Regions from separate parts of the Homo sapiens genome. Here region 1 is linked to region 2. The links are chromatin loops, found by intact Hi-C in ENCODE. Cell type or tissue: natural killer cell. All regions are shown on one strand. Links, peaks and the distances in the headings refer to the core of each region. The heading gives the core; the rest is flanking DNA.

Region 1 (15,671 bases), core at 3,430-11,429, 83 kb after region 2:
AGAGAGGCATTAGCCCTTCCTATCCCCGAGTGGCTTACACATTAATGAAGATGGGTGTGCCTCAGTGATCACACACCACAGTGCTTCCCACATCAGCCTCACCATCAGAATCCCCACAGAAGCTTTTCAAACACCCGCAGCCCAGGAAGCTGTCACTTCCACAAGTGATTTTGAGGAGGCCAAATTTGGGAATCACTGGAAGGCAAGAGACGGGAGACAGAGGGCCTGGGTTTGAGAGCTAGCTCTGTAATCTGAGGACCCCTAGCTGATGACTTCCTGCCACTGGGCCTCTACCTGATCTGCAGGTAGAGTTTGGACTAGATGGCTTGAGGCCTTTTCCCACTCTGAAATGCTAGGTTCAAAGCCCACAGGCCAGGTGTGACACAGCCAGTGCCATCGGACAGTAGAGGTGTAAGTACCCCCTGAAGGGTCTCCCTCCTTAGGGGACACATGCCAATGGAACCAGAGGTCCAATAAATACTCTCTGACCACTAGGAGAAAAGTAACCCACTAGAATGCTATTCAAGGCCAGCAAGTAGAGTGTTTTCACGGAGAAGGGACAACACACCTGTGTTCACTTTCCCAAGAAGGAAAGTACCCCTCCAGGCAGACACACGACAGCACAGGTGTTACCACTCCAATGCAACCGACATGCAAGGTGTTAAACCCCAAGCTGCTTTATTTTTAAATAAACTCAGTAACAATTCGCCTTATTAAAACAAAATAAACCCAACATCCTCTTTGCTCATTCCCTGGAGCACCTGAGCCTGGCACACAGGCCTGGCGGCAGGGGTGGCCCCAGCCTCACTCAGGCCAACCCTGTTCCTCTCCCTTGCTGCTGATATTGAGTGGCTGGAGACCATTTAATCTGTGAGCATCTTCCAGCTCGATCATTCTATGACTTAAAATCATCTTGCCTGGCTTTTGACACCATCCCAAGCCAGCAGCTATGTAGTCCTCTTTGAAATTATTTGGCTTTGAAAGGGAAAGGGACAAAAATGGGGATATGCTGTGGGGGCAGTGTTTGGAGGTCACGTAACTCTGCAGTGGTTAAGGTGGGGTTTTCTGTTTCTTCCTTCTTTAGCTGAAAGGCTGTTGCCTGTCTGCCATGTTGATGCCAACAGTGGCAGTCCAAGACGGGGCCACAGTCTCCACTTCACAGATTGTTCTGCCCACAGGTTATTTCCACGGAGCATCCCAGGGAACTAGGATTTTTCAGAATATAGTTGGGAAAACATGATTTCTGAGTCTTCCCAGTTTAATTTTATCAAAATGGCATCTTAAAATGCCTTCTAAGAGTGTAAGGAATGAAAAAGGTACCAAGTTGACAATCAAATTTTGTATTTTGCTTCTAATCTATGAATATAATTGCTGAATATTTGGCCAAATTATTTCCCAGGTATTTTCCTCATTTTGGTAAATAAATATAGGTATGCAATTTTTCCTTTGGGAAGCATCCATTTCCTCTGAATATTTTAAACTTATAGGTTACCTCTACAATCACACTTTTTACAGCATAAATTCAAACTGTAATAAAAGCCCAAGACAGGAGGGAAAAGTCCAAGATCAGTTCCTCCACAAACATTACAGGAGAGCAACCCTTGAGTCTTAGACAAAAGAACCAGATTTAATTTCAGTGGCCAGAACACTGCAGGAAAAAAGTTTGCAATAATTTTTTTATGTACTCAAAAATCAGGAAAACCATGTAAAATAAGAAAGGGAAATTCAAATGGGAGCATTTGAATGTCTGAATTTCAGGCAGTGGATTCAGTGGTTAACAGATTAATCCCTATATTATCACACCTGCCATTTACTCAAAAACCAGTCTGAGTAGAGCCATCCAGCCACCACCAAGATTACATTGCGAGCTTGACCTTCCATATCATTTAAAATGTCAACGCTGTTTTCCAACATTCCAGCCTTCTTCCGAAGGTGCCACTTCAGCAACTTTTAACAGCTTTCAAATATTTGGATAAGACCTTTCAAATACTTAGAAATGCTCTGATAGAAAGTAGATACAGTAAATTTTCTCCCACAAATGGGAGTATGATAGGGAAAATTCTTACAACCAATGATAAATGAATTAAAAACTTTGCAGCTATTTTGGTTCACTTAATTGGGTAATTATAGAGACAAAACTGTATATTTTTCCTTTCATGTTGAGTCACTATGTACTTTAAATAGCAGCTATTGAAATGTAACTTACCATAAAATTTACCCATGGAAAATGTATAATTCAGTGGTTTTTAGTATATTCAGAGTTATGCAACTGACACTGCTATCTAGTTTTGGAATAGTTTGTCAGCCCAAAAAGAAACTCCATGGCCACTGGCAGTCACTCTGCATTCCTCCTGATCCCTCAGCCCCTGGAAACCACCAATCTACTTTCTGTCTCTAAGGAATGGCCTATTCTGGACATTTCAGAGAGACAGAATTTTGTAATATGCAGTCTTTCATGACTGAATCCCATGACTTAGCATAATGTTTAAAAGGGTTATTCATGTTGTAGCATGTACCAGCACTTCATTCTTTTTTTACTGCCCAGGAATATTCCATTGTGTGGCTGTCACTTCTGTCTACCCATTCAGGTGATGGACATTTAACTTGCTCCTTGTTGCTTTTAGCAATTGCAAATAAGAAACAGCTGAAAAACAATGGCATTCAAACTAGACTGTGGTCATTTTCAAAAGAATAAAAATCTTTAGGGAGAAACAAAATGAATTTTTAAAAACTAAACTTTTTGGGTTTACTGTTTTTAAGTTCTAAATGAAAATATTCTATGTTCTTAGAAGTTGCTGGCTGCCAAACTGACACCAACACAGTAGCGGCGCTCCAATCATGCATGGCCATGCTGCACTCTGCCGCCTTAGCCCTCACTGCTTCTGGGCGCTATGGGGTGCCCCACCAGGGCAGAGCTGAGAGGCTGGCTCAGCTCTGCTTCAGAGACCTCCCTCGATGGAAAAGGGACTTAGTTTGCTGCTCCGCTTTTTTTTTTTTTTTTTTTTTTTTTGAGAAAGGGTCTCTCGCTCTGTTGCCCAGGCTGGAGTGCAGTGGCGTGATCTCAGCTCACTGCAACCTCTGCCTCCAGGGTTCAAGAGATTCTCCCACCTTAGCCTCCTTAGCTGGGACCACAGGCACCTGCCACCACAGCCGGCTAATTTTTCTATTTTTTGTAGAGATGGAGTTTCACCATGTTGCCCAGGGTGGCCTCGAACTCCTGACCTCAAGGGATCCGCCCACCTCAGTTTCTCAAAGTGCTGGGATTACAAGTGTAAGCCACTGCTCCACATTTAACTCCAATGATGCTGAGCACAACCCAGCACTCTAATTACAAAAATTTGTTTTGTTATAACTGAACATTCCCTTTCTATTTTAGACTTTCTTGGCTGAACATCTCTCTCCCCCAGCCCTATTCACGGCTGCTCACAAAAACATGACAATACCAGGCATGGTTCATGAAGTCTGGTGTGGGAAGAGGCCTGGCTCACACCCCTTTGAAGTCATTTAAGACATATGGCCAGCTGTACCTTATATGCAGCCATTCACAGGCCCTCGAGGCGCTCAAACTTGAACATGTGAAAAAAAATCACCCAGGGGCTTGTTAAAACAGTTTCCTGGACCCCAGGCTAAGGGTCTGACTCAGGTTGGGAGGGGCCTACATTTCCATGTTTACCGGCTCACAGCTGATGCCAAGGTCACGCTATGACCAACAGTGCCCGGGCGGCAGGGGGCAGAACCTGCCATCAGGAAAACGCAAAAGGACATGACCTGTTTGGCCAAGATTAATGTATTTACCTCTGCTGATTTATAATCCTTTATATAAAAACATCCTTACTAAGTCTCCATTTGTTGTACTAGCAGACAGGTTTTCTCTAATGAAACCTCAGATCACAACAGATGGACTCACATATTTTAATAGTCTCTCTGGATCCTAATCCCCTTATCTCACTGTCTCCATAAACAATATGCCAACTGAATAAATTATAGCACTAGCTATGACAGACATTGGTCGTTTTCCACAAATGCTGGCTAACAGCCAAGCTCTGTAAAACATTACCATTGACTTAGCAAACCTCAACCAGCTTAGTGCAGAAATGCAGATACTCTAATTCGGTCAAGGCAGGCAAAGCAGAAAAGCCCGAGAGGCAAGTGAATTGTCTGTAGGTTTTTTTAAAGCTCTTCTTTCTCCCCATCACCAGCCTTTTTTGGAGTGTCACAGTAATGGCTAACATTGAAAATATAACTTTGTTTCCATGTATTATATGAAGCGAACATCTTTCTTACATGAACAATGCTGCTCCCAGTAACAGACTGTTTTATATACAAAATTATATCAATGTAATTGCAATTGAAAACCCAATGACGACTTTTTACATTATTATGGTTTCCAGCAAGCATATGGTTAGAATGCCCAAGTTTTACTCCAGAAGGGCAGTCCAGAAACCACCCTGTTATAAATAACATTCTTTCAAGGACAGAGAGGGCTGAGATGAGAACCACTATGTTGCTAAAGGTATTTATCAAAATATTCAAAACATTATTAGAGAAGTAAAATAGCAAGGTGGTCCTTAAAATATTATTTTCTATTAAATGAAGTCTCTCTATATATATCATCAATTTATGACACTGACCTGACAGTATACTTGGCAAAGACATCAACACCACTGGTCAGGGCTCTTCTCTAATTCCCGCCCATAGCAGTGGCCATGTCACCAAGGAAAGGAAGGGCTAGAAGAAATTCCAGGGACACACATTTAAGCTCCCTTTTTCCTCAGAGATCCCTGTTCTGATAAGCGTTCTCTCTCAACATCAGCCTTCTTGAGCTAAGTGTCCTTGTTGACTTTTAGGAGGTGGAAATAACAGTATAAATACATGACGCTAGGCTGGGCACGGTGGCTCATGCCTATAATCCTACCACTTTGGGAGGCTGAGGCAGGTGGATCACTTGAGACCAGCAGTTCGAGACCAGCCTGGCCAACATGGCGAAACCCCATCTCCACTAAAAATACAAAATATTAGCCGGGTGTGGTGGTGCACATTGGTAATCCCAGATACACCAGGGAATAAGGCAGGACAATCGCTTGAACCTGGGAGGTGGAGGCTGCAGTGTGCCGAGATTGCACCACTGCACTCCAGCCTGGGTGACAGAGTGAGACTGTCTCAAAAAGAAAAAAAAATTGTACTAATAAAATAATCCTGAGGCATATCTGCAAATGCAATGGATGAAGATGTAGAACACGGCTACTCCTTTCTATCAAGCTTTCTGTATCTTAAATTATACCTGATTATTTTATATGACCTCTTCTTTTAAGGTTAAAGAAGAACATGAGCGCAAAGGCAAAGAAATCTTGGCCAGGCACAGTGGCTCACTCCTGTAACCCTAGCACTTTGGAAGGCCAATGTGGGAAGATCACTTGGGCCTAGGAGGTCGAGCCTGCAGTGAGCCATGCTTGCGCCACCACACTGGGTAACAGAACCCTGTCTTTTTAATTTTTTTTGAGACAGGGTCTCGCTCTGTCAAGGCTGGAGTGCAGTGGCACAATCTCGGCTCACTGTAGCCTCCACCTCCCGGGTTCAAGCGATTCTCCTGCCTCAGTCTCCAGAGTATCTGGGATTACAGGCGTGCATCACCATGCCCAGCTAACTTTTGTATTTTTGGTAGAGACGGGGTTTCACCATGTTGCCAGCCAGGCTGGTCTTGAACTAGGCAGGGTGCTGGGATTACAGGCATGAGAACCCTGTCTCCAAAAACAAACAAAAAAAATCTGCTTGTCTATCGGGCTCAGGAAAATGTTCAGATGCCAAAGGCCAGCCATCTATCTAAGCTCCACAAATCTTGTAAAAAGTGCACAGAATTGTAACAAAAATTGTCACATAATTCAGTAACATTTCAGTGCGCCATTTTATCTGCAGCACAATAACAAAAACATGGGTACGCTAGTTATAAAACTCATTCTGATAAGTTTTCATATAATTATATAACACCAGGATATGTACTAGTCTTTTACTGCCTGAGTAATAGGAATAATAAAATCATCCAGTGTTGGAACTCACAAGAGTCCACTTGTCACAACCCTGATAACCACTATAACCAGCACTCCCCACAGGGGTCAAAGTGCTAGCTCCTCATCCTCAGTTATTCCTCTAGCTTTCCTAGGAATCATGGACAGTCATACTATTCCCAGGAACATGACGCACAAAAGTCACTGGCCAGGTGGCAGAGTTCCGAGTACAGACCAGTGTTAGCTGCTGTGGGACGTCCTGGGGCCCATGATGGAGCTGCAGACACTGTGCGTTGCGACAGCTGTTGTTCCCCATCAGGAAGCTAAACCAGCAGGACAATTCAAGCTTGGCCACACATGGATTGATAATGACAGTTAATGGAATGACTTAGTTGCCTGTAGGCAGTGTCTGTCTACCAAAAAACGTAACCCACCACAACGTAGTGCCCTTTAGATTGAAACAATCTGGCCTCCCCACCCATTCCTTCTTGCCAGGTGTAAAGGGCATTCATTGGTTAGTACCTGCCCAGGTGCTAATTACTAATGAAAGCAAGGTCATAACTACAGACTTCAGCATCTAAGGAGCCAACTTAACTCTATGGAAAACCAAGTAGCTGTAGCTAGAGTTTCTCAGTTCAGTCCTTATTTTAGGAAATGGGAGTACAACTTTTAACCTGAATAAAAAGGCTTTCGGTACAGTCACTGTTTCAAATTTTAACTGCCAGCAAGTCTGGCAGAAAGGAAAATTTACCAAATATCAATTTTTATGATTTTTTGATGCGTTGTTTATACTCATTCACATCTAAATATTTACAAACACCTTATAGTTTAGTTCTTCTGGAATATTTGTATACTTCTACTTGACTATGGCTAGTTAGGTTTTTGGTGGTAGTGTTTTGTTTGTTTTTTGAGGCGGAGTTTCACTCTTGTTGCCCAGGCTGGAGTGCAGTGGCGCAATCTCGGCTCACTGCAACCTCCACCTCCCGGGTTCAAGCGATTCTCCTGCCTCAGCCTCCCGAGTAGCCGGGATTATAGGCATGTGCCACCACGCCCAGCTAATTTTTGTATTTTTAGTAGAAACGGGGTTTCACCATGTTAAGTTAGATGGTCTCGATCTCCTGACCTCGTAATCCACCCGCCTTGGCCTCCCAAAGTGCTGGGATTACAGGTGTGAGCCACCGCGCCCGGCCAGGTTTTTGCTTATTTAAGCACAAGAACCATACATGGTTTATCCCTCGAATACAGCATCCAGCCCATGTCCAGTATCCTAGGGGCCGTGTCTCCTACCCTGCGATTCTCCTGACACCACAGGGAAGCAGGAACTCATTTCCCAGAGAAGCCAGAAGCACTTTAAGGAACTTTTTGAGTAATTTAAATGATGAAAAGTAACACTACATGCCACTCACACCTCCTTTTCTAAACTGTTCTCCTTACTACTTCCTCCAGCACCACCATTAGGCTAAACTTAAAATGTCAAGGCTAAATTCTTAATGTGCAGCAGACGTTAACAGGGCAGAGTATTGACACAGAAGTGGGGGCTGGGAATTTCCTAGTAACTGACTTTTCACGTATCTACATGATGTTACATTTTTATGTTATATAAACGTATGTTTTAAGTAGCCAATCAGAATAGTGATGAAGTATAACTGGTAGAGTGACTCCAAATGAGTACTCGATACGAGGTATACGGTTATCCTCGTCTGATGACCTTTTTTTAATGGTTACAAAAACTGAGACCCTCAACTTCTGGTAATCAGCTACCAAAATATCTGTGTAGCTCTGGCTCTTTAACATTACTCCTAAAATAGTATCTTTAAATAGATGCCAATGGTTTTATGCTTTTGAAAAGTTTGTATTTACCAACTCCAGGGTAAATATTATGTAACATTATATATATATATATATGTATATATATATATATATATATATATATATATATATACATATATATATATATATATATATACATATATATATATATATATACATATACATACATATATATATATATATACATATATATATATAAAATATACAGAGAGAGTCCAGAATAATAGCCACCCCATAATTTCAAGAACATGTAATGAAATCTCAAATCCTAAATAGCTCTCCTTTTTCCTCTGAGAGTAAGCCACTTCCTGCCCCTAGACCCACATCCTGTCAGACCAAGGCTGCTTAACAAACACAAAAAGCGGACAAACCAGTCCCATCTGTGCTCATTATTATCAGCAAGAAAATCATGACCTTAGAACTAGAAGGGAACTTTCTGGGCATTCACATTCAAAAGAGGGTCATTTTAAAACCAGGTTGGGAAGAGTTCTGTGCTAAGCCCTCCCTACTGTCCACTGCATCTGGGAGGCAGAAAGGAGCTGCTTTCCATAGGTCTGACAATGAAATGACTGCTAGTCATGCCCGAGTTCCAAGCCTGCACTGCCGAGTAACACTGATGGCCATTTCCGACCTGCTGATGGCGTATGAAAATAATGCTCCTGATACCTATTAGCTGCTAGTTTTTAAGGCCCTTTTTGGTGAGTGTCTCTAATTAAGAACCAACTTCTTCTACACTGGAAATAACATACATTGTGTGTTATCTAACAGGGAAGTAAACTGGAATTCTTAGACACCACTTTCCCCTAAGAAAGGGAAAAGAAATAATCAAAGGATGTTACATTCAGCAAAAGAAACTATTCTTTCTAGAAACACAATCTACATCCTTCTCATCTCCTTACCTCAGGGCAGGCAAAATAAAGAGAAAGGGACCTTGAACAAGAATTTATCTAATAAACTCCTGAAGTCTAAGTCTTGATTGTATACCATGTGATTTCAGTTTCACTAGGTATATCATAAATACTTCATCACCAACATGCTTCACTGAAATGTGCAGGTAATTATACACAGAAACTTAAGTTTAGTAACTACTTAGTAAACTTAGTAACTACACACATAAACAAAAGTAAGGGACAAGGCCAAGATGGCTTATTATATGCTAGAGTCGGTTTTAATTGTAGGCTCAGAAAAGATAGGGAACTAAAGGCCTATAGATTAAACATCACTATTCACCTGGAATGCATGGTTGTCTCTGCAAATTTAGAAGCCTGTGAAGAGTTTTTCCTTTCTTTTTTTCTTATTTTTTTTTATTATACTTTAAGTTTTAGGGTACATGTGCACATTGTGCAGGTTAGTTACATATGTATACATGTGCCATGCTGGTGCGCTGCACCCACTAACTCGTCATCTAGCATTAGGTATATCTCCCGATGCTATCCCTCCCCCCTCCCCCCACCCCACAACAGTCCCCAGAGTGTGATATTCCCCTTCCTGTGTCCATGTGATCTCATTGTTCAATTCCCACCTATGAGTGAGAATATGCGGTGTTTGGTTTTTTGTTCTTGCGATAGTTTACTGAGAATGATGATTTCCAATTTCTGATCTTGGGAGTGAGAAGGTGAGTCTAGGAAACAATGAGGCTGAGGTGGGTGGATCACGAGGTCAGGCGACCAAGACCATCCTGGCCAACATGGTGAAACCATCTCTACTAAAAATACAAAAATTAGCCGGGCATGGTGGCGTGTGCCTGCAATCCCAGCTACTCGTGGGGCTGAGGCAGGAGAATCGCTTGAACCAGGGAGTCGGAGGCTGCAGTGAGCCTACATGGCGCCACTGCACTCCCAGCCTGGTGACAGAGACTCCATCTCAGGAAAAAAAAAAAAAAAAAAAAAAAAAGGTCGAAAAATTTCTTTGCTAACCTGTTTTTTAGAGGACATAAGACATAAACCATACTTAAGTCTTGTGCCATTGCTGAGATAAATTTTTGCCCCTAGTTAAGATCACATGAGCAATATTATACAATGTTAAAGAACATTTCTCCTGTAAGAAACTTCGATTAGACAAGATTTGAACTCACCCCAGTCTTTACTTTTGCCATGTGTCAAAAATTAGCAAGACCAAAGTAGCTTCTTTTAAAAAATCCAAACTAAATCAGTAATCTTACAAAATTTGCTTAAATAAGCAAACCCTGCCAAAACTTTTAAAATCACCATTTCTGAAATTATACTAAATTAAAATTAAAAAAACTCTTCAATTTATACTGTCAGTATCAAGTATGTTACATCTGAAATGGCATTATAATTTGTACATCATTACTTGACTGGAAAAGACATGGTGTACATTTTACAACCCTATCACTCACCCCAACCCCAACCCATGGTTTGCTGTATTTCCTTCCCCCATCCCTGCCCACAGCCCCAGTATGTAGATTGATCTCTTAAAATGGCTAAAGCCCTACCCAGTAGATGCCCCTTATTTTGTTCATTTCAATTTTCAAGTCTGAGAAAATCGCTATTAAGACAATGACCTGTTCCCAGTTGGGTCACAGCACTGTGCCCCATTCCTATGGGCCCCCCAAAACATTGGGAATACAAAGTAATAGTGGAAAAAACTGGGAACAAATCGTTCTATGTGTTTCCAAGTCAGCTGCAATTTTGAGTAGTGACCTCCTTTTAAAACATGTGCATGGAGGGTGAGATGGCCCGGGTGGGGCCATTTGATGAGATCAAATCAGTTACTCATTTGATCCAGAGCACAAAGGTTGCCCCAGCAGCAGGGAATGGGGGACCTGCCCTCGCCCTGAGATCCTCCCACCTCAACACTCAGGCACTTCATGACGAGCAAAAGTAAAGCATCTCTCCCTTTCTACCCTATAACATGCTTTTTAAAAGCAAATATTCTATTATGGAAAGTTGAAAACATTCATAAAAGTAGAGAGAATAAGTAGTACCATGATCCTCCACACTCTCTTTTCAGCTTCAACACCATTCTTTCTTCTACTCTACCACTTTCACTTTTTTTTTTTTTTGCTGGCATATTTTAAGGCCCTCATTCATTATTTCACTTGTAAAAACTTCAGTATATTGCTCTAAAGCACTAAAAAAAAAAATCACAATACCATTATCACATCCAACATAATTTAAAACAATTCCTTAATACGTCAAGTTCAGTAAATATTATTCAATTTTCCTCCATTTCTTTGAAAATGTCTTTTTGCAGTTGATTTGTTCAAGTTATATAATGCACCTTGTTATCACACTATTTCCACATTGCCTTGTTCAGCCACGTTCTAAATAAAAAATCCAGTTTTCTCACCATTATCTGTCTAAATCCATTTAAGAGTCTCACCCAAACAGCAATGGATTATGTAAGCAAATACTTCAACATCCCAGCAGCCAACACCCTTAATTATTTAACTGAGGCAATGAAACACACCTTAATGAAAATACTGTACCAATATACACTACATATATGTTTACAAATAAAGTGATTCCAATCTCATATTTATGTGCTAAGCTTTAACCAAGTGACCTGTGGTTCAATTTTCTCTTTAAAAACATAACAGGCCAGGCGCAGTGGCTCACGCCTGTAATCCCAGCACTTTGGGAGGCTGAGGCGGGCGGATCATGAGGTCAGGAGATCAAGACTGTCCTGGCTAACATGGTGAAACCCCGTCTCTACTAAAAAATACAAAAAAAATTAGCCGAGTGTGATGGCTGGCGCCTGTAGTCCCAGCTACTCGGGAGGCTGAGGCAGGAGAATGGCGTGAACCCGGGAGGTGGAGCTTGCGGTGAGTCCAGATCACACCACTGCACTCCAGCCTGGGCGACAGACAGAGACTCCGTCTCAAAAAAAAAAAAAAAAAACAAACAAAAAAGACAAGGCTGGATCCCAAGACATATTTTATAAGAAATTTACAGATGAAGTAATGGTGCAATAGGTAAAATACTATCAAAACAATCATTTCCCTGAACCACAGCACCTGAGAAAGGATGGAAGAGTAAGTGGGTTTGGAAATGATGGACTTATCACCAAACCCTTGCAAAAACAAGTTCTTGAAGAAAGACCATCATGGTTCACTGTCCAACCCAAAAGTGATTTACCAGAAAACCAACAAAAACACATCACAGTGGGCCCACTCCTAAGTCACTCTGCCCAGTGGTTTTAACGCTTCAAAGAGTCAGTAAAGAATGAAAGTTAATTCTAGCTCTTGCCAAAGCCTAGGTGAAAATTTACAGTAGCACGCTCACCACCCCCTGACGATGTATTAGACATGTGTCTTTCCCCCTGCAATATAAGCTTCTTGAAAGCAGGTCTTTCTTTCAGGAGGGGCTGAGGAAGGCACGGCTCCCTTTACAACTCCAAACAGAAAGCCCATTTTATTTAGTCAGACCAGCATCTCCTTTCCAGAGCATTTTGCCATTGAGGAAAGGTGGGACAATGTGCATTTCAGGCTCAAATACACATTAGCAGGAAATGGGTTCCACCATTCACTGGATGTGACTGTCAACCAAGCAGGTGATAATCCTTTAAAAGCCTCTTTTTGTTCACCAATGTCTCCCCAGTACCTGAAAACCTGGCACAAAGTAGGTGCTCTATTTGTTGAATGAATGAACTTTATGCAGGGTGGTTGTACAGGTGTACCTAACATCAATAACTTAAGAAGAATGCGTGTGTGGAGTTCCGAGCTAAGGAATCCTAGTGGCCAACCCTGAAATCAATTCCTTATCTATGGGGAACATCTGAACCCCCAGCCCACAAGCACTTTAAGGCTGCCAGGTGGAGGCTGTTAGGGGGAGTATGTTAAGTAAGAATGCTGTGTAAACTGCATGCTTTTTCCAAGCTTTCGGGAAGCAGTTGCTGTTCTGTCCAACCCACCACCACTGGACTGTCCCATATGTAAATTTCCAATAAACCTGATGCTATCCCTGTTGAAGTCAACAGAGGTCTAGCAAGACAGCTGTGTTCATCGTGGCAGCAAAAGGACAAACAACAAGGTTACATTTACTTACTACATTATTTCATCGGGCTGCTAAGTTAGAGGAAAAGAATGACCATCACGAGCTAGTAAAGCTTTTAATCAGATTAGAATTTTATCAGGTACAAGTGGAACCGCACAGCCCTTACTGACCAGGGCCAGGCATAAGGCCAGGTGCTTCCCATGTGCCATCTTAGCAGGCATCCCAGGCGGGCACGCAGGATCTTGTTTACAGATGAGGAGGCAGAGGGAGGTGAAAAAACTTGCCCAAGATTACCCACTAGGAGGCAGGTATGTTTACCTATTTGCTCGTCCTTCTTCCCTCTATTTATCCTGCCAATAAACAAGAATTTAAAGTTTGCTATAAAATAATAATGCTAAACAACAAACAAACAAACTTGGGCCAGGCATAGTGGCTCATGGCTATAATGCCAACACTTTGAGAGACTGAGGCAGGAGGATGGCTTGAGGCCAGGTGTTTGAGACCAGCCTGCACAAAACAGTGTGAAACTTCATCTCTATAGAAATAAAAATAAAAAGATTAGTCAGGTGTGGTAGTGAGCGCCTGCGGTCCCCCAGGAGTTCAAGGCTGTGGTGAGCTATGATTGTACCACTGCACTCGTGCTTGAGCAACAGAGCAAGACCGCATCTCAAAAACACAAAAACAACACCTATCCTCTTGCTTTGCTGCCAGAAAAGACAAAAAGCACAAATAAACAAGCACCTGACAGCGTTATAGGTGGAGACCGAGTTCTATGAGTGCAGTAAAGTGGGGCACGGCACAGAGATGGAGCTGTACTTTAGACAGGGTGTTCTGAATCAGGAATGGACTTACAAAACATCTGCAGTCAGAAATTCACATACAGACTATAGTAGATCAAAAGCTCATTTTAAACTATCAATGAGGAAAAAAGCAATTCATTTACATAACATTCTCTTTCCAACTCAAACATCAGGTACAAATTGCTTTCTTTTAGCATATGCCAGAAATCTGTCATTACACAATAGCTTAGCAAGTGTGACACAAGATACTGCCACTTTCTCTACACAAAGACCCACCCAAACACCAGCTTTGTTTAAAACATTACCTCAGCACCACGATGCCTCTCCTCAGTAGTTTCTGAGTCCATGCTCAGAGTCCATGATGTGCTCAACATTGGCTAACAAAACACATTCTGTTCTTTGAGAACAATTTTTTAAAAACTGGAACCAATGGGGTGGATCTGCTTCCAAATATTAGTCCAGCCATAAAATATATACAAGGTTAGAATAAATGCTTAACAATAATTATTTTTATGCTAGAAGCAGGAGTTGGTCCATTTGTTTCTCTAAAGAGCCAGCCAGTAAGTATTTTAGGCTTTGAGGGTCTTACTTGGAGTCCGTTGCATATTGTTGTTTTTAAAATCCTTCAAAAATATAAAAACCATTTTTAGCTGGGAGACCAAATAAAAACAGGCCACAGCCAGACTCGGCCCTAAGATGATAGTTTACCTACCCCATCCTAAAGTAAAAACAATTATTTACAGTATCTGAAATGACAACTGTCCACACAGGCAGTTTAAAATTGATCTCTCAGGCAAAAATGGAAAACAAAATTAGGTTGCAGAAGTGACTTCTAACTTAAAAATATGAGCAAAATCTGATATACTGACTACTAGAGTTTGATCCTCAGGTGATACTGGTTCCTCTCCTATCAATAAAAGGTGGGTCATGGTGAGATATTTTTTATTTTGCTTTTAAGGTTTTGTTTTCAAGTATATTAGATTAAAAGGATAACTTAATGAAGTTTTACATTTCCTTTGAAACAGCATTACTGTTTGCCTGTAAGTGTTAAGAACGGGTTAATGAATAAAGGAAAACAGAACTGACCACTGCTGACTGGGAAGCCCACATCCCTCCACACTTACCCAAAGGATCTTACCAGCCGGGAGGCCCTCCCTGGTCTCCAGGGCACACTTCTCTTCTGTGAAGACCTCTATCATGCACTACACTGCATTGTAATTGCTTACATATCTGCTTTCACTAGGAGACTGAGAACTCCTTAAAGGCAAAACCAATCTTATTTTTATTGTCCCTGCACCAAGCACATAATGGGATATAATAGCGCTTCAAAACATGAAGGTGGTACCCATGTGACTGATAAGGGAATTCCGACTAGAACACACAGAGAGAGGATGGACATGAGACAAAATCAGAGTCCTCCCTTTTACTAAGATAACCCAAACTGTTCATATTGCTTTTTCCTTGAGAAGACCAATGGACAAACTTTACCCGTTTATAGGAACCCAGAGTTTTTACCTAACAGGGTTAAGTTTGAAAAACATTTGCGGGGTAGGGAAACACAAAAGAAACACATAAAGCTTACAGCATCTTAAGATGAGTTGTTTGGATTTCACTGATAAAAACTTTGTCTCCGTTTATCTTATGTAACATTCTTTCCACTTAAAAACTAACTCCCATTTTACGGCTGACGAAATTTAGGTTCACAGATGCTAAATGGCTTCCCCAAATACAGGTAAGCAGTAAATTAGCTATGAAATTCTCTTTATAGCTCTTTGTGGTTTCATTTTGAAAAAAATTATGTGTATTAACTATATCAAGCATTTCAGTCAAAAGTCTCTAAGTCACATTATAGCACAAGGGTTTTGTTTGGTTCTGAAAACTACCCAAGTCTGGAAAAATCTTTTTATGTCAACAGGCATGGATGGTAAATACATCAGAAGGAAAATAATGCAAACTTTGGTCTTTTCAACACACATTTACTGCTGAAATTAAAAACTAATTGGAGTACTTGGGGAGTCTCAAGGTAGTTACTACTGAAATGAAATAAGGGATAATTCAAAATGCATTCACTGACTTTGAAA
Region 2 (15,671 bases), core at 2,630-10,629:
AGTCATCATTTCCCAGGGGTACTTGTCATCTTGTCAACAACCCGCTGATAATGCTCCTTCAATGTGAATAGCAAAAGTAGGGAGAGACGCTGAATGAAGAAGATGCCTACCCCTCAGGAAGACTGCTGTCCGCCTCCAGGCCTGCATGCACACACCCATGCCCACCTGCACCCCCAGCACCACGCCCACACTCACTCGCACACACCCACATGCCAGTGTTTTGGGGTTGGCAGCCTGGACACTGCTGAGGCAAACACAAGTCATCAAGCATAATTCTCATTCTCTCCTTCTGTCTCTGTTTTAGTTACAGGAATTTGGTCAGTTTAGAGGATTTAATAAGTCCGTGGAAAATTTGTTTCTGTCTCTTGCTACCCACGTGAAAAGTAAGTGCATGCTTCATGATGTGTTTTCCCACTACCTTCCAGGCCAGCCGAGCCCACTGGCCAGGGCCTGGCCGGTGACCTCGGTTGACACTGTCCCTCAGGCCACTCACTTTGTCTCTGGACCCTGGGGAAAGCCACAGCACCTGGCCCTTCATCTCTTTCCCAACAAAGCAGGCCTCTGGTTCCTCATAGGAAGAGAAATGGTGGCTCAGACCTGTAATCCAAGCACTTTGGGAGGCCAAGGTGGGTGGATCACTTGAGGTCAGGAGTTCGAGACCATCTGGCCAACATGGTGAAACCCTGTCTCCACTAAAAATACAAAAATTAGCCAGGCATGGTGGTGGGTGCCTGTAATCCCAGCTACTGGGGAAGCTGAGGCAGGAGAATCACTTGAACCCAGGAGGCGGAGGTTGCAGTGAGCCAAGATCACGCCACTGGACTCCAGCCTGAGCAACAGAGCAAGACTCCGTCTCAAAAAAGAAAAAGAAAAAAAAAAAAAGATGCAATTTCAGGGAATCTAAAACCAGAACCTTTCAGGCCAGTAGGGCCCAATTATCTATCTATTGTCTGCATGGAATTACTTGCCTTTCTCCTCTCCTCCTTGGTAAATGTATTTTCTTCAGTTAGCAGTAATCCTGTGATTTGCAGATGCATGTAACCTAGAACCACCTCCACTTGCAATCTTGTGTCTTTCAATGTTCTTTCTGCTCAGATACTTTTTTCTCTGTTTATCTTAAAATTCAAGTCCCAGAGGACAGACTCCTTTTCATGCCTCCTAAGATGCCCAGGGCTGGTCAGGTGTTTAGAAAATGTCCTTAGTGTGCTCAAGGGTCCTTAGGCATGGATTTCTCTTTCACTGTGTTTCTGCTCGGCTTCTCTTCATCATCCCCTTTTCTGTAGTTGCATGCGGATGGTCTCAGTGCTGCACTTGGCTCTGAGACAGTCTCTTTATGTGACTTTAATTAGTTGTCCGTATTCCTCATGAGCCCTGTGTCAGCTGTCACACGATGACAATGGACATCAAAGCACTGCTCTTCAGATGAGCAGAAACAGTCGTCTCATGCAATGGTCTGTTCCTTTCTTAGGGAGGAAGCAGCTGAATTTCATGGGCCTGTTTGCTAAGAGCGTTTGGTGGCTTAAAAATCACTGTTTCCATCCTGCTGGGCTCTCTGACAGTAACCCCTGCTCTGTGCCCCTTGGCCTGGAACGTGTTTTCCAGCTGTCCCGGCTGCCTCTTCTCTTGTTCTCTTGTGGGTGCTATTTTCCCACCCACCCCCTTGTATTTGTCATGTATGGGTGGGTGCTAGTTCACCTTCCCTGTATGTCTTTCTAGGTGCACAGCCCTTCTCCAAATCTATGTGGCTTCTGTGAATTGTCTTCCACCACTGCCACTATAGAATCAGTGCCTTGGAGTTAGCCCCAACCCTGTCATCCCCCAGCCACCGAAATCCAGAGAGGTGGGACACACACGTCAGCACACATGCACCTTCCTGGATGCTCCCAGCCCTGCACACAGGTTCATTGGATATGCTCACAGCTGTCAGGTGGCCACCCCAGAGCCTGGCCTGTGTACCTGCTCACACACTTGAGCACTTGAGGCTAACCAGTGTAATACCCAGGTGGACAACTAGAGCTAGTCCCTGGGCGAGGTGTGGGGGAATTCACAAGAGCAAAACAGCAAGCATCCCTTCTCAGATATGGAAAGCAGACTGAAACCGCATCACACACACACACACACGCACGCACCCAGCACCCCCCATACCCCCCCACCACCCCCACCCCCTGCCCAGAGGCAGAGATAGAAAACCCCAGCTTTCTGGCTGCTGGGAGTGGTGCTTGGCCTCTGACCTTTCCCGAGTGCTTCCCCTGTTTCTGCAGGAACAGGACACGTGACCACACACACGCCCTTCTCCCGTCTCTGCCACAGGACACTTAGCGTCCTGTAGGCGCTGACTCCTATTTCTTTGGATTTTGAGCTCCTCTTCTCGTGCTCCTATTATCTTATTGGCTGCCTGTTTCCCCACGGAAGTGGGTGCAGAGGGAAGCCTCATTCTGAGGGGAGGAAGATTGGCACCTGAGGTCCTCGGGGAGGGACTGTAGAGGGCCCCAGACTCTTCACTGGCCCAGGTGCTGAAGGGTGGCTTTGCCCCTGAGGGGTTTTGAAAGGTGACCCAGAATTACAACCTCTAGCTGCTGATGCTGCCCAATGAAGTCAAACCAGCGGGAGGAAATGAGTGGCTGCAGCTCTGTCTATTATCAGTACGTTTCTAGAAGATGTCAGCACTGTAGTCCCCCTTAGAAAGGGGAAGAGGAAATGAGAAAACTGGTCTTGCCCAGAAGCAATCTGCATTTCTTTCTCTTCCTTATCCTTTGTCCCCTAATAATACTGACCTATAAGCCTATTTCTTAGAGCCCAAATTTCTCAAGAAGGCTTGTCCTCTCCCCTCATCTGTGAACTTTCAATGGCCCAAATAGGCCCAGGCTTTGGGATGGGCACTAAGAGATTGCTGGGGGACCAGTTCCTCCTAAGGGCTTAGAAATTAGAGCCCCTCACAGCCTCACAGTCCAGACTGAGATGGACCATCTGAGCGTGTCCTTTACTTTGTCCACTTTGAGGACCTGGTGCGTACTAGTGCCTTACGAGCTGCTGGCCTTAGAAAGATCCCCCAGTGTTTCTTGATGGTCACCTTGAGGACATGGGGATGGCATTGCTATCAGAGGAGGCTAGGAGGCATCCTGGTGGAAAAGCTGGACACCCCAGCCGTTCCCTCTTTAGATGAAAGAGATACTGCAAGACTCATTCTTGGGCAGTGTAGGCAGGAGAGAACGAATACATAGTGAGAGGATAGAGGATTCATGCAATAACATCCCAAGGAGGTGGATCCAAAGCCAGCCGGGGGGTCAAGAGCCACAGTGTCCATTGCAGTGGCCTCTAACCACGTGTTGCTCTTGAGCCCCTGAAATAGGGCTGCAAGATGCACTACCAAAGTGAACACACTGGGTTTCAGAGACTTGGAATCCAACAAAAGTAAAATATTTCATGGATAACTTTAATGTTGATGACATTTTTTAATATTTTGGATATATTGTGTTAAACTAAATATAGAATTAAAATTAATTTGGCCAGGCATGGTGGCTTAAGCCTGTAATCCCAGCACTTTGGGAGGCCAAGGTGGGTGGATCTCTTGAGCTCAGGAGTTCGAGACCAGCCTGGCCAACATGGTGAAACCATGGCTAATACAAAAATTAGCCGGGCGTGGTGACACACACCTGTAATCCCAGCTACTTGGGAGGCTGAGGCATGAGAATCACTTGAACCCAGGAGGCGGAGGTTGCAGTGAGCCAAGATCACATCATTGCACTCCATTCTGGGCAACAGAGTGAGACTCTATTTCAAAAATAAATAAGTAAATAGAGTTAATTTTACCTGTTTTTTTTTTTTTAACTTTTTAAATATGGCTACTATAAAATTTAAAATTGTATGTGTGACTTGCATTGTCTCTCTGCCGGACAGCACAGCTCTAGAGACAGTTTTAAGGTCCCCGTTTGGAGGAGTGGGGTTCTCAAGGGAAAATGAAACCATCTTCAGAGGATGAAACTATCTTCAAGGTGGTTCTCTCACTTCTGTATGTGGCTTCCTTCCTTCAAACTTTCTTCATCTTTACTCTAGACCACTATTACACTGTAAAAATGAAACAAATTTGTTTACAGTCATCTTTCCAGGGTTTGTTTATTATAATTGTTATGAGGACACCCCAAATCTTATTTTTACCTCGCTTCAAAAAGTCACAAGAAATGGTGTTAAGTTGTAACATCTTTGTAAGGAACCCCTAGAAAGCCGGCTTGTTTGGTAGGCTGCCGTCTTCGTGTTTGGATGAGTGCACACACATATGTGTGACCTGGAACGCAGAGGAGCTTGGGTGGATGATTTCCCTTCACCTCTCACCCTGACCATGGCCTGGGTGGCCACAGCGGGACCTTGAAGGAAGCCAGCCCTCTCCTGCCCTGACCCAGCACACTGTCTGCTCACCTTCCCAACACCTCTGCACTTGGTGGGGGAATGTGCCGCCCTTGCTCCTCCGTGCACTTTGCCCTCTTAAGACCTTGGGACCCACTGTCTGTGGGTTCAGTGAACCCCAGAAGAGGCTCCCACAAGTCTCAGCAAAGCTGCTTGTTCCCACCCATCAACCCTTGTGTTTGCCTTTTAGAGCTCTCCAAATCCCAGAATGATATGACTTCTGAGAAGCATCTTCTCGCCACGGGCCCCAGGCAGTGTGTGGGACAGACAGAGAGACGGAGCCAGTCTGACACTGCGGTCAACGTCACCACCAGGGTACCCTGAGCCCCACAAGGCCTCCACGCTGATCACCTTCATGTTGTCTTCCAGAACTTTCTAGCCTGCCTTCTCTGTAGATTTATGTTTTCTTTGGTTTTATAGAAAAACAGTAAGCCATCAGAAAAACATAATTACCAGTCAGTGCCTCTATTTGGGCAGGGCTGGCCCAAGGCAGGTCAGGATTGAAGGTCAGTCTGGAAAACTGTTCAGCACAAGGAAAGGCTTCCACCTAATCACAAGCCCCTGAGGCTCCTCTGTGTCCACAGAGCTCCCTGCTGGCTTCAAGCCTGCGCCAAAGCCCAAGGGCTTCCTGCAGGGCCCACACCTGCCGGGTTAGCCCTGGAGTCTGCAAGACCAGCAGCCTTTGGTTAAAATCTATCCTGACCTCTGATGGAAACTATTGAAAACGTAAAGGCGCGAGCAAGCCTGTGGGGGCGCTCTTCCCCCGCTGTCCACACCACAAGTGAGAGCTCCCTTAGTAAAGGCTTCTAGGGAAATAATTATTCCACCTTCCCACCAGGACTAACCCAGCCTGGAGTGAACGCTTCGGGTATGAGAGAGAGCCAACCTTAGAATGGGAAAGCCCGCATTCTAGTTCAGCTGAGGTGCCTTGGCTGGGCAGGTGCCACCAGCTGTTGCTTGCAGTGTTGATGTGACTGCCCTGGTAGGCTGGACAGAACTGGTGTCCCTTCTCTGCTGCTGTGGACTCCACTCAGGCTGTCCCCAGACAGACTGTCCTTTAGGCGAGGGTGTGAGGTCAGCCCCCCTCTCCTGCTGGAACTTGCACACAGCCTCTTGAGAGTTCACGTCCTGCCTCCCGCTCCAGCCCAGTGCGCCCCTCTGTAAAATGAAGATGATAATACCTGTTCTGCGCACAGCACAAGGTTTTGTAAACATCTAATGAGATAATGTAGTATCTTGATTTGCTATCTAAGTCATCTAAATATTTTATCTAAATTGCCAGCATTGACTATGATGTGCTGGACTCTGTACTAATAGCTTAACTAGGCTATCTCATTTTATCTTCATAACCACCATCTAGGGTAGGTATTGCATGCAGCCTCATTTTACATGTAAAGAAATGGAGGTTTAGATTAAGTCACCTGCCAAAGGTTGTATAGCCAAAAGAGGACTGAACTCTGAGGCAGTGATTCCCAGCTCTTATGAGTATAGGGGGTCACTGGGGCTCTTAAAATGCAGATTCCAAATCAGTAGCTGCGGGGTGGACGTGAGATGAGGAACCGCAGATGCATTTTTGGTGAACTCCTGGGATCTGGCGAAGTCTATGCTGTGAAGTTCTCAGACCACACTTCAGGAGCGAGGTGTCTAGACAGTTTGAAATGTATTTGGCAGGTGTTTGAAATTCTATAACACAAGTGTCAGCTCCTGTCAGCTTCCCGGGGTCTACAGAAGCTCCCTCCGAACTCCCTCCGGGGATCACTCCTTCTAGTGAAACAGGTGGAGGGGAGGGTTAGCAACCATATGAAGCCCTGTGTGCCACACGTGGTGGCAGCATTGCTTCTTACCTACTTCATCACATTTAATTCTCACAAAAATACCGTGGTAGACATTGTTACTCCCATGATAAAGATCGGCCGAGCCTGGTGGCTCATGCCGGTAATCCCAGCACTTTGGGAAGCCGAGGTGGGCAGATTGCTTGAGCCAAGGAGTTGGAGACCAGCCTGGGCAACATGAGAAAACCCTGTCTCTACAAAAATACAAATATTAGCCGGGTGTGGTGTCACATGTCTATAATCCCAGCTACTAGGGAGACTGAGGTGGGAGGATCGCTTGAGCCCAGGAGGTCAAGGCTGCAGTGAGCCATGGTTGCACCACTGCACTCCAGCCTGGGTGACAGAGTGAAACCCTGTCTCAAATAATAATAAATTAAAAATTTTAAAAATTGGCCGGGCACCATGGCTCATGCCTGTAATCCCAGCACTCTGGGAGGCTGAAGTGGGTGGATCACCTGAGTTCAGGCGTTCGAGAGCAGCCTAGCCAACATGGTAAAACCCCGTCTCTACTAAAAATACACAAATTAGCCAGGCTCATGGCGGGTGCCTGTAATCCCAACTACTCAGGAGGCCGAGGCAGGAGAATCTTTGCTTGAACCTAGGAGGCAGAGATTGCAGTAAGCCGGGATCGTACTGTTATACGCTCCAGCCTGGGTGACAAGAGTGAAACTTTGTCTCAAAAAAAAAAAAAAAAAAAGCCTGAGTTTTAGTGAGAGGTTGACCAACGTGCCTAATGTCACATAGTGAATGAGAGATGGAGCCAGGAGCAGACCTGGGATTTGACTCTGAATTCTAAACTCTATGTTCCCATAAGAAGGACAAATGAGGACCGCTGAAGAAAGAGGGTTCAGGAAGGGGCGTGTGGAAGCATGAGTAATTATCTTACTTGCTTGAGTCACAGGAAACCACTCAGAGGCTAACACTGACTTGGGGTTAACCAGATGCCTGGCATTGTTCTCAGCGTAATGCCCTTCAGAGGTATTTAGCCTTTGTAATCCTTAAGACAGCCCTATGAAGTTGGTACTGTTCCTGTCCCTACTAAAGACAGGGACACTGGGGCAAAGAGATGACCAAGAGCTAGGTGAAGCCTGCTCCAGAGACCAACCACACCCTGTCCACGCCCCAGAGGTGAGACGCATTTCCCATTTGCACCGTGATGTGCTGTGTGGTGGCTCATCCCACGCACCACAGGCTGGGCTTGTGGCGTTCTGCATGAGGATGGCCCGTGGGTCCTCGGCACGCCCCCTCCCCTGCTGCATGTGCACATGGCCCAGAGCCTGGCCAGGGTTGTCTGAAGGGCTAAGGGAGCTCAGGGATAGAAGTGGTGGGGTGCAGGGGAGACGGTGGGGAGACAGTGGGGAGAGAGCCAATCCAAGTAGACATTGTTATGCGTGTGTCCACTTCTCAGCCATGCTCTTGGCAGGAACGCTTCCAACTTTCTGCAGGCCTTCTCTCTCCCCACCTTAATTGAGGTTGTGGCTGGGTTGGTTTCTTTGTTTCATTTTGAGACCAAGTCTCGCTGTCTTGCCCAGGCTGGAGTGCAGTGGTGATATCGTGGGTCACTGTAGTCTCGATCTCGAAGGCTTAAGTGATCCTCCCACCTCAGCCTCCCAAGTAGCTGGGACTACAGGGATATGGCACCATGCCTGGCTGATTTTTTTTAATTTTTATTTTTAGTAGAGATGTTGCCCAGGCTGGTCTCAAACTCCTGGGCTCAAGCAATCCTCCCACCTAGGCCTCCCAAAGTGCTAGGATTACAGGTGTGAGCCACCACGCCCAGCCAGATATGGCTGTTATAAGGGACAATTTAGCCAAATGTTTATAAAGTACTCAGCAATGATAGTATGATCTATAAATGCTAAATAACTATTGGGTTGAAATATAAGGAGTACACTTCTATTTATTTATTTTTATTTATTTTTGAGACAGAGTCTCATTCTGTTGCCCAGGCTGGAGTACGATGGCACAATCTTGGCTCACTGCAACCTCTCCCTCCCCAGTTCAAGTGATTCTCATGCCTCAGCCTCTTGAGTGGATAGGATTACAGGCATGCACCACCACACCTGGCTAATTTTTGGATTTTTAGTAGAAATGGGGTTTTGCTGTGTTGCCTAGGGTAGTCTCAAACTCCTGAGCTCAATCGGATGCCTGCCTTAGCCTCCCAAAGTGCTGGGATTACAGGTGTGAGCCGCTGCGCCTGGTCCAGGAGTACGTCTTTAAATAGAACATTCATCAGACTGCAATTACACATGCCTTAGCTGGGGAGCTCACCAAAATTCCTCTCATTTTCATCAGATTATTAATATTTCATCAATATTAATTATAGAACACGGTGGCCCTGCTTTGGAAGTAGAGGATGCTGGTGCCCACCTTGCAAGTGGCTACACTGAGGCACAGAAGTAGTAGATAACTTTCTTTTTTTGTTTGTTTGTTTGTTTGTTTGTTTTTTTGAGACAGGGTCTTACTTTGTCACCCAGGCTGGAGTGTAGTGGTGCAAACACAGCTCATTGTAGCTTCTACCTCCTGGGCTCAGGTGATCCTCCCACTTCAGCACCCCCGAGTAGCTGGGACTACAGGAGTACACCACTCTGCCCAGCTAATTTTTGTATTTTTTCTAGAGATAGGGTTTTACCATGTTGCCCAGACTGGTCTTGAATTCCTGGGCTCAAGTGATCCTCCCACCTTAAAATCACGCGGTGACTCGGGGATGTTAACTGAGAAAACAGCTCAGGATCTTTTCCACACCACTTCTCTGTTAAGTTTGAACCACATGTTCTGAAAACACCCCTTCAAAAATGCTGACTTAAGCATCTGGGCCAGAATTCTTCAAGAAGTGAATTCTTACCTCTCCTCTTCTGTGCATTCCACTGGGATTTTATTGTATATGTTATGAATGTACAGTATTGACCTATATTGGCCATAAAAACATGCACCTGTTAAACAGGAAGGATGCCTAAAAACCGTCAGGAGGGGCTATCTCTGGGGAGGGGAACTGAGGACAGAGGTGGAGGAAAAAGATTTTCTCTCTTTTCTGTTTTTTTTTTTTTTTTTTTTTTTTTTAAGATGGAGTCTCGCTCTGTCACCCAGACAGCGAGCGAACAGTCTGGGCTCACTGCAACCTCCGCCTCCCAGGTTCAAGCCATTCTCCTGTCTCAGCCTCCTGAGTAGCTAGGACTACAGGCGCCTGCCACCACACCCAGCTAATTTTTGTATTTTTAGTAGAGACAGGGTTTCTCCATTTTGGCCATGCTGGTCTTGAACTTCTAACCTCAGGTGATCTGCCAGCCTCGGCTTCCCAAAGTGCCGGGATTACAAGTGTGAGCCACCATGCCTGGCCAGTTATTCTTTTTAACAGCTACTCTTTTTTTTTTTTTTTTTTTTTTTGAGACAGAGTCTTGCTCTGTCGCCCAGGCTGGAGTGCAGTGTCATGATCTCGACTCACTGCAACCTCTGCCTCCCGGGTTCAAGTGATTCTCCTGCCTCAGCCTCCTGTGTAGCTAGGACTACAGGCACGTGCTAATTTTTATATTTTTAGTAGAGACAGGGTTTCACCGTGTTAGCCAGGTCTCAATCTCCTGACCTCGTGATCTGCCTGCCTCAGCCTCCCAAAGTGCTAGGATTACAGGTGTGAGCCACCAAGCCCAGCCTAACAGCTACTTTTTAAGGCTTTTAGTTCATGCTGCCAAGTTGCCCTCCACTGACGTTGACTCCATTTACCTGACCACTGGCAAGGCAGAGTCACGTGTTTTCCAGCACTCTTGCCAACATTCAACTTTGTACCTTTTTTTTTCCTCGAAATGTTTATTATAGTAAAATACACATAAGACTTACCATCTGTGCCGTTTTAAGTGTATAGTTCGCGGCATTGAAAACATTGCTAATGTTGTGCACCTGTCACCACCATCCATCTCCAGGACTTTCTTCTAGTAAAACTCAACTTTATAATTTTTAACATTTGCCAATATAATGGGCAGTTATTTAAAATGTGCCTTTCTTTAACTGCAGGTAAGCTTTTTCTCCTACTTTTTCCTCTGGCACACCTTCATTCTTGAACCCCTCCCATTGGATCTTCTGGCTTTTCCAGCCTCTGGCTCCTCCGCTGTAGCTTTGATTGACACTTCTGTCACACCTTTAGTGTCCCCTCAGACAACATCACACATCCCCTATGTGTTTGTGATCTGTGTCCACGTGTCTACGTGTCTGTAGGTCTAGGACGTGCTTTCTGTTTAACCGTCACCAGCTGCTCCAGGTGGAAGGCCTTCCCTCTCAGGCTTACCCCAGCCAGCCTCAGCATCCTCTCGGGTGATTGCAGCCTCACTGAAGACCATCCCCCAGAGGCCTGCGTGCTGGAGAAACTGTCCCTGGCCTCTTTCCCATTGACCTGGCTGGTGCTTCCATTTGAATGGTGTCTCTGTCTTCCTACTAGCTAGTGAGCCCTTGGAGGATGGACGTTTCATCTTCTCCTCTTTCTTCTCTCTTCCTCCCCTTCTACTCTTCCAGCCCCCAGAATTTAGCATAGTGCTGTGAATATAGTGTTGCTTAATAAATAAATGTCTGTAGGAATTAAGTTGGCATTCTGGGGATGGAAAGCATAAATAATTTGGAGGTAATCCTTTCTTTCATTTGTTCTATCATATTCTCACTTAGTATTTTCTTCCTGAAAATTATGACTGTGGGGCAACTGTTGTATTTCTGAGTTCTGCTTTCAACCCACCACCAAAAACTAAAGTCTCCACTTGGAAACTGTATATTTTCAGTCATTAAGAGGTTTTCCCACCTTGCCCATTGTGTTCCAATGGAACTTTTCTGCAGGGATGGGAATGATCTTTATGTGAGCTGTCCACACAATGCCCAGGGCTGCATGTGGCCATGGAGCATTTGAAATGGGTCTAGCGCAACTGAGAAGTTAAGTTTGTTTGATTTCAATTAATTTAAGTAGTCATGTGTGGCTAGTGACTACCATATTGGAAAACACAACTGTATACATCATAGAAATGTCAGCTTGGCTGTGTGTGGTGGCTCACGCCTGTAATCCCAGCACTTTGGAAGGCTGAGGCATGTGGATCACTTGAGGTCAGGAGTTTGAGGTCAGCCTGACCAACATGGTGAAACCCCATCTCTACTAAAAATACAAAAATTAGCCAGGTGTGGTGGCACATGCCTGTGGTCCCAGCCACTTGGGAGGTTGAGGCAGGAGAATTGCTTGAACCCGAGAGATGGAGGCTGCAGTGAGCCAAGATTGTGCCACTGCACTGCAGCCTCCAGTGTGGGTGACAGAGCAAGACTCCGTCTCAAAAAAAGAAAGAAAAAATAAAAAAAGCATCAACTGTTAGCAAAGTATTTTTAGAAAATTTAGAGACATATTTTGATTTTTCCCTTTTTATAAGCATCTTAGAGCTAAAACTCTGCTTATCAGGCTAATTATTATATATCAAGTGATTAAATGCCAGGACCATTTATTAAGGCTAAAATTTGGACTTAAGACTTTTACTAATCCACGAGTAATCTACCCATGACTGTTCATGACTATCCCAAAGCTGGATGTTGTCTGTCTCTGGGCCCTGTGTGCTCGCATGCGCGTGTGTGGTGTGTGTGTGCGTGTGTGTGTGTGTGTGCGCACGTGCACGCATTTACCAAATGCAGGTGTGTCCTCCTACTCAGAAGTTTGCATGTTAGTAACATCAAGTCATAGATGCTTGCTGAAGTCACCACATTTGAACAAAACCAAACTGGGATGGAGACTATAATATTAATTTCTGTTTTTCCTTCTCCAGAAGGTCAGTGCACCAGATATTCTGAAACCTCTCAATCAAGAGGATCCCAAATGCTCTACTAACCCTATTTTGAAGCAACAGAATCTCCCATCCAGTCCGGCACCCAGTACCATATTCTCTGGAGGTTTTAGACACGTGAGTCTCATTCCAATGCTCTTTTTTTGTTTTTTTGTTTTTTGTTTTTTTGGAAAGCATAATGTACAAGTCCTTATTTCAATTACTCCTATTTGAAGGTCCTTATTTTTGGAGAACAGCAAGGCATTTTATTATCCATCCTTCCATTCCTTAAAGGCTTCCACAGGTTTTAGTAAAGTTGCGTTATCCTCAGGCCTGTGTCTTGGAGTTACTCCAGGTGTGTCAGCAGATTCATTATCAATCCACTCCACCAGTGCTCTGTAGCTTTCTATAATGCAGCATTCTGCAACTCGCGTAAACAGATAGGGCAGGAGGGCGCCGGTCAGCTTCTTCCAAGTGGTTGGAGCTGCGTTAGGCATGCAAGCCACTGACAGTGTCGCAGTCCACGTGTGTGTCCAATCTCATGTGTTAAAATCTTACAGGATCAATGTAGTGAAACATTAGTTCTTTCCAGAATGTAATAGTTATCAAAAATTGAATAGTCAGTTGAAGATGTTTTCTGTCACTTCCTCCCTTTGCCTTCATAGCACAAGCTATAAAAATCACTGCCATACTTAGCAAAGCTGAATATCCCTACACCATCTGTCAAAGAGGCCTGTCCAAAGACAAAATTTCAGGAGTCTCTTGGGTAAAGATCAATCATTGTTATCCCCATGACACAGGCGTCTTCAGGTTTCTTCTTTTTTAAGAACTTCAAGATGTCCCCTGCATGAACTTGTAGGCTTTGTTTGTGAATTATCATTGGCTCTAAAGGAACACCTCATTGCAGAAACAGGAACCAGTTCTAGGAGGTTTGCTCTCAAGCCGTAGAATTATGCCTCCCAATAGGCCTTGAGCCATTTCATAGATTCTTCATTGATAATTCTGGTGTTTCCTAGAGATCCAGCGGACTGAATATAAATACTCATTTGTCTGGAGAGAGTGTCTTTCTGTAAGGGCCACTGAAGAACTGTTCAAAGTCTTGGGGAGCCTCTGGATGGGAAGTGATCTAATATGATTGGGAATGCAAAGTAATGGGTCCAAAGAGATCACTGGCTGGCTGGAAGCCTTCGTTCATTCAGCACTGTTTTCCCCAGCATCTAATTTCCCATACTGTGACACAAGGCCTGGGATCTTTGAGATGGAGATGTTTTCAGTGTCTGTTCAGAGTGCCATACTGTTTGCATAATGACAGATCTCTTCTGTTAACATCGTGTTCCTAGGTTGAACTTTCTTTTTTTTTTTTTTTTTGAGACAGAGTATTGCTCTGTCACCCAGGCTAGAGTGCAGTGGCGCGATCTTGGCTCACTACAAGCTCCGCCTCCCAGGTTCACGTCATTCTCCTGCCTCAGCCTCCCAAGTAGCTGGCACTACAGGCGCCCGCCACCACACCCGGCTAATTTTTTTGTATTTTTAGTAGAGACGGGGTTTCACCATGTTAGCCAGGATGGTCTCGATCTCCTGACCTCGTGATCCACGTGCCTCGGCCTCCCAAAGTGCTGGGATTACAGGCGTGAGCCACCATGCCCAGCTGAACTTTCTTTATTTTAATTTTATTTATTTATTTATTTTTTGAGATGGAGTCTTACTGTGTTGCACAGGCCAGAGTGCAGGCTGGTGCCATCTCAGCTCACTGCAGCCTCCGCCTCCCAGTTCAAATGATGGTCATGCCTGTCTCCTGAGTAGCTGGGATTACAGGCGCCCACCACCACGTCTGGCTAATTTTTGTATTTTTAGTAGAGATGAGTTTCACCACGTTGGCCAGGCTGGTCTCGAACTCTTGACCTCAAGTGATCTGCCTGCCTCGACCTCCCAAAGTGCTGAGATTACAGGCATGAGCCACCGCACCCGGCCTAGAACTTTCATTCTTCCTTTTAAATGGGTCAAACAGGTGTTCGGCCATGAGGCTTTATTAGGAAGAAGGCATCCTTCTGAGGTTTTTACCTTATAAGGATGGACATAGCTGGGCCTGGCCGGAAAAGTGTTGTGGAGGGAATCTTCACCCACCAGGCCTCGAGGCCACCCGCCCACCTCCCATGGCCGTTCTCATGTGCGTGTCTCATCCAAGTACTCTTTTTTTTTTTTGAGATGAAGTCTCCCTCTGTTGCCCAGGCTGGAGTGCAGTGGCACGATCTCAGCTCACTGTGACCTCCGCCTCCCAGGTTCAAGCAATTCTCCTGCCTCAGCCTCCCGAGTAGCTGGGATTACAGGCATGAGCCACTGTCCCCAGCCCCAACTACTCTTGATATGTGCGGCATGGTTATGACATCAGTAGACAAGGGGAGGGATGAGCTGTCGCCTTGTGAGAGAAACTGGAATGTGACAATAGAACTTGGAAGTGATATTTTACTTAGGTTGGGATTTGGGGAAACCCTTGCTATACTTTGAGAGTGGTTTTCTTTTTTACATCTTATGATGAACATTTTCATACATATGGGAGTAATAATAAATATTGGTGTCTTTTGATTTTGTGTTTTTATAATTTTGATGAAGTCTGATTTGGCAGCATGTTCTTTTACGGTTAAGTCTGTGTCTCGTCCATCTGCAAGTCATGAAGATATTCTCCCATGTTTTCATCTAGAAATTTAGAAAAGTTTAGCTTTTACCTTCAGGGCTGTGCTCCAGCTCGTTACTATTTTTGTGTGTGAGTGAATGGTGTAAGGTAGAGATTGGGGCTCATTTTTTTCCATATGGATATTTAGTCAACCTAATACCACTTGTTAAAAAAAAAAAGAAAAAAAAAGACTGTTGTATCCCACAGTGACTTTGGCATCTTGGTTGGAAATCAAATGTCCACATAAGTGTGGATCTCCTTATGGACTCTCTGTTCTGCTCCAGTGATCTCTTCGTCTGTCCTTATGCCAAGACCACACTATCCTGAGTACTGTATCTTTGTAGTAAGTCTTGAAGTTGGATATTATAAGTCTTCCAATTTGGTTCTTCTTTTTCAAGATTGCTTTGTGATGTTTTAAATGTATTCTCTGTGTATAGGTAGGCATTTTAATTCATTCGTTCATTCATTTGTTTATTAAAAAACATTAAGGCCGGGCGCGGTGGCTCATGCCTGTAATCCCAGCACTTTGGGAGGCCAAGGCGGGTGGATCATGAGGTCAGGAGATCGAGACCATCCTGGCTAACAAGGTGAAACCCCTTCTCTACTAAAAATACAAAAAATTAGCCGGGCGCGGTGGCGCCACTGCACTCCAGCCTGGGTGGCTAACATGGTGAAACCTCGTCTCTATTAAAAAAATATAAATAAATAAAACACAAAAAATTAGCCAGGCGTGATGGCAGGCGCCTGTAGTCCCAGCTACTCAGGAGGCTGAGGCAGGAGGCTGAGGCAGGAGGATGGAGTGAACCTGGGAGGTGGGGCTTTCTGTGAACCAAGATCACGCCACTGCACTCCAGCCTGGGCGACAGAGCGAGACTCTGTCTCAAAAAACAAATAAACAAAAAACATTGAGTGTTTACTTTTTTGCCTAGAATTGTGACGCATGGTATAATAGGTGGATTCTTGGGTGAGGGGCCATAATGCTTCAATTAACACTTG

What was found. A loop is a pair of places that touch in the nucleus more often than their neighbours do. Peaks named below come from ENCODE experiments on the same cell type or tissue, not always from the same donor. Only the 100,000 strongest peaks of a DNase experiment are listed, where the experiment ranks them.
Region 1: a loop joins it to region 2, with 3 times the contacts of the local background. A loop is called at or near these places in 55 of 110 quality-filtered maps.

The regions. Positions count from the first base shown.
Region 1 is chr6:158,795,638-158,811,308 of GRCh38, forward strand. All of the region lies in intron 2 of EZR (ezrin), which reads right to left. Among named protein-coding and RNA genes, the nearest start is that of EZR-AS1, 15 kb to the right of the region's middle. RefSeq lists enhancers at 3,076-3,275, 8,161-8,270. In natural killer cell, for the core only: no CTCF peak of the experiment used is centred there; DNase peaks (open chromatin) are centred at 4,041, 7,520 and 8,164; H3K4me3 peaks cover 606 bases; H3K27ac peaks cover 2,177 bases.
Region 2 is chr6:158,713,496-158,729,166 of GRCh38, forward strand. SYTL3 (synaptotagmin like 3) reads left to right here. Exons shown (of 18, transcript NM_001242394.2): 9 at 305-383; 10 at 4,592-4,716; 11 at 12,008-12,142. It also overlaps the pseudogene AMZ2P2. Among named protein-coding and RNA genes, the nearest start is that of MIR3918, 43 kb to the right of the region's middle. RefSeq lists enhancers at 2,585-2,674, 6,567-7,766, 7,399-7,448, 7,519-7,618. In natural killer cell, for the core only: no CTCF peak of the experiment used is centred there; DNase peaks (open chromatin) are centred at 3,976, 4,266, 4,666, 7,146 and 2 weaker places; H3K4me3 peaks cover 1,553 bases; H3K27ac peaks cover 4,729 bases.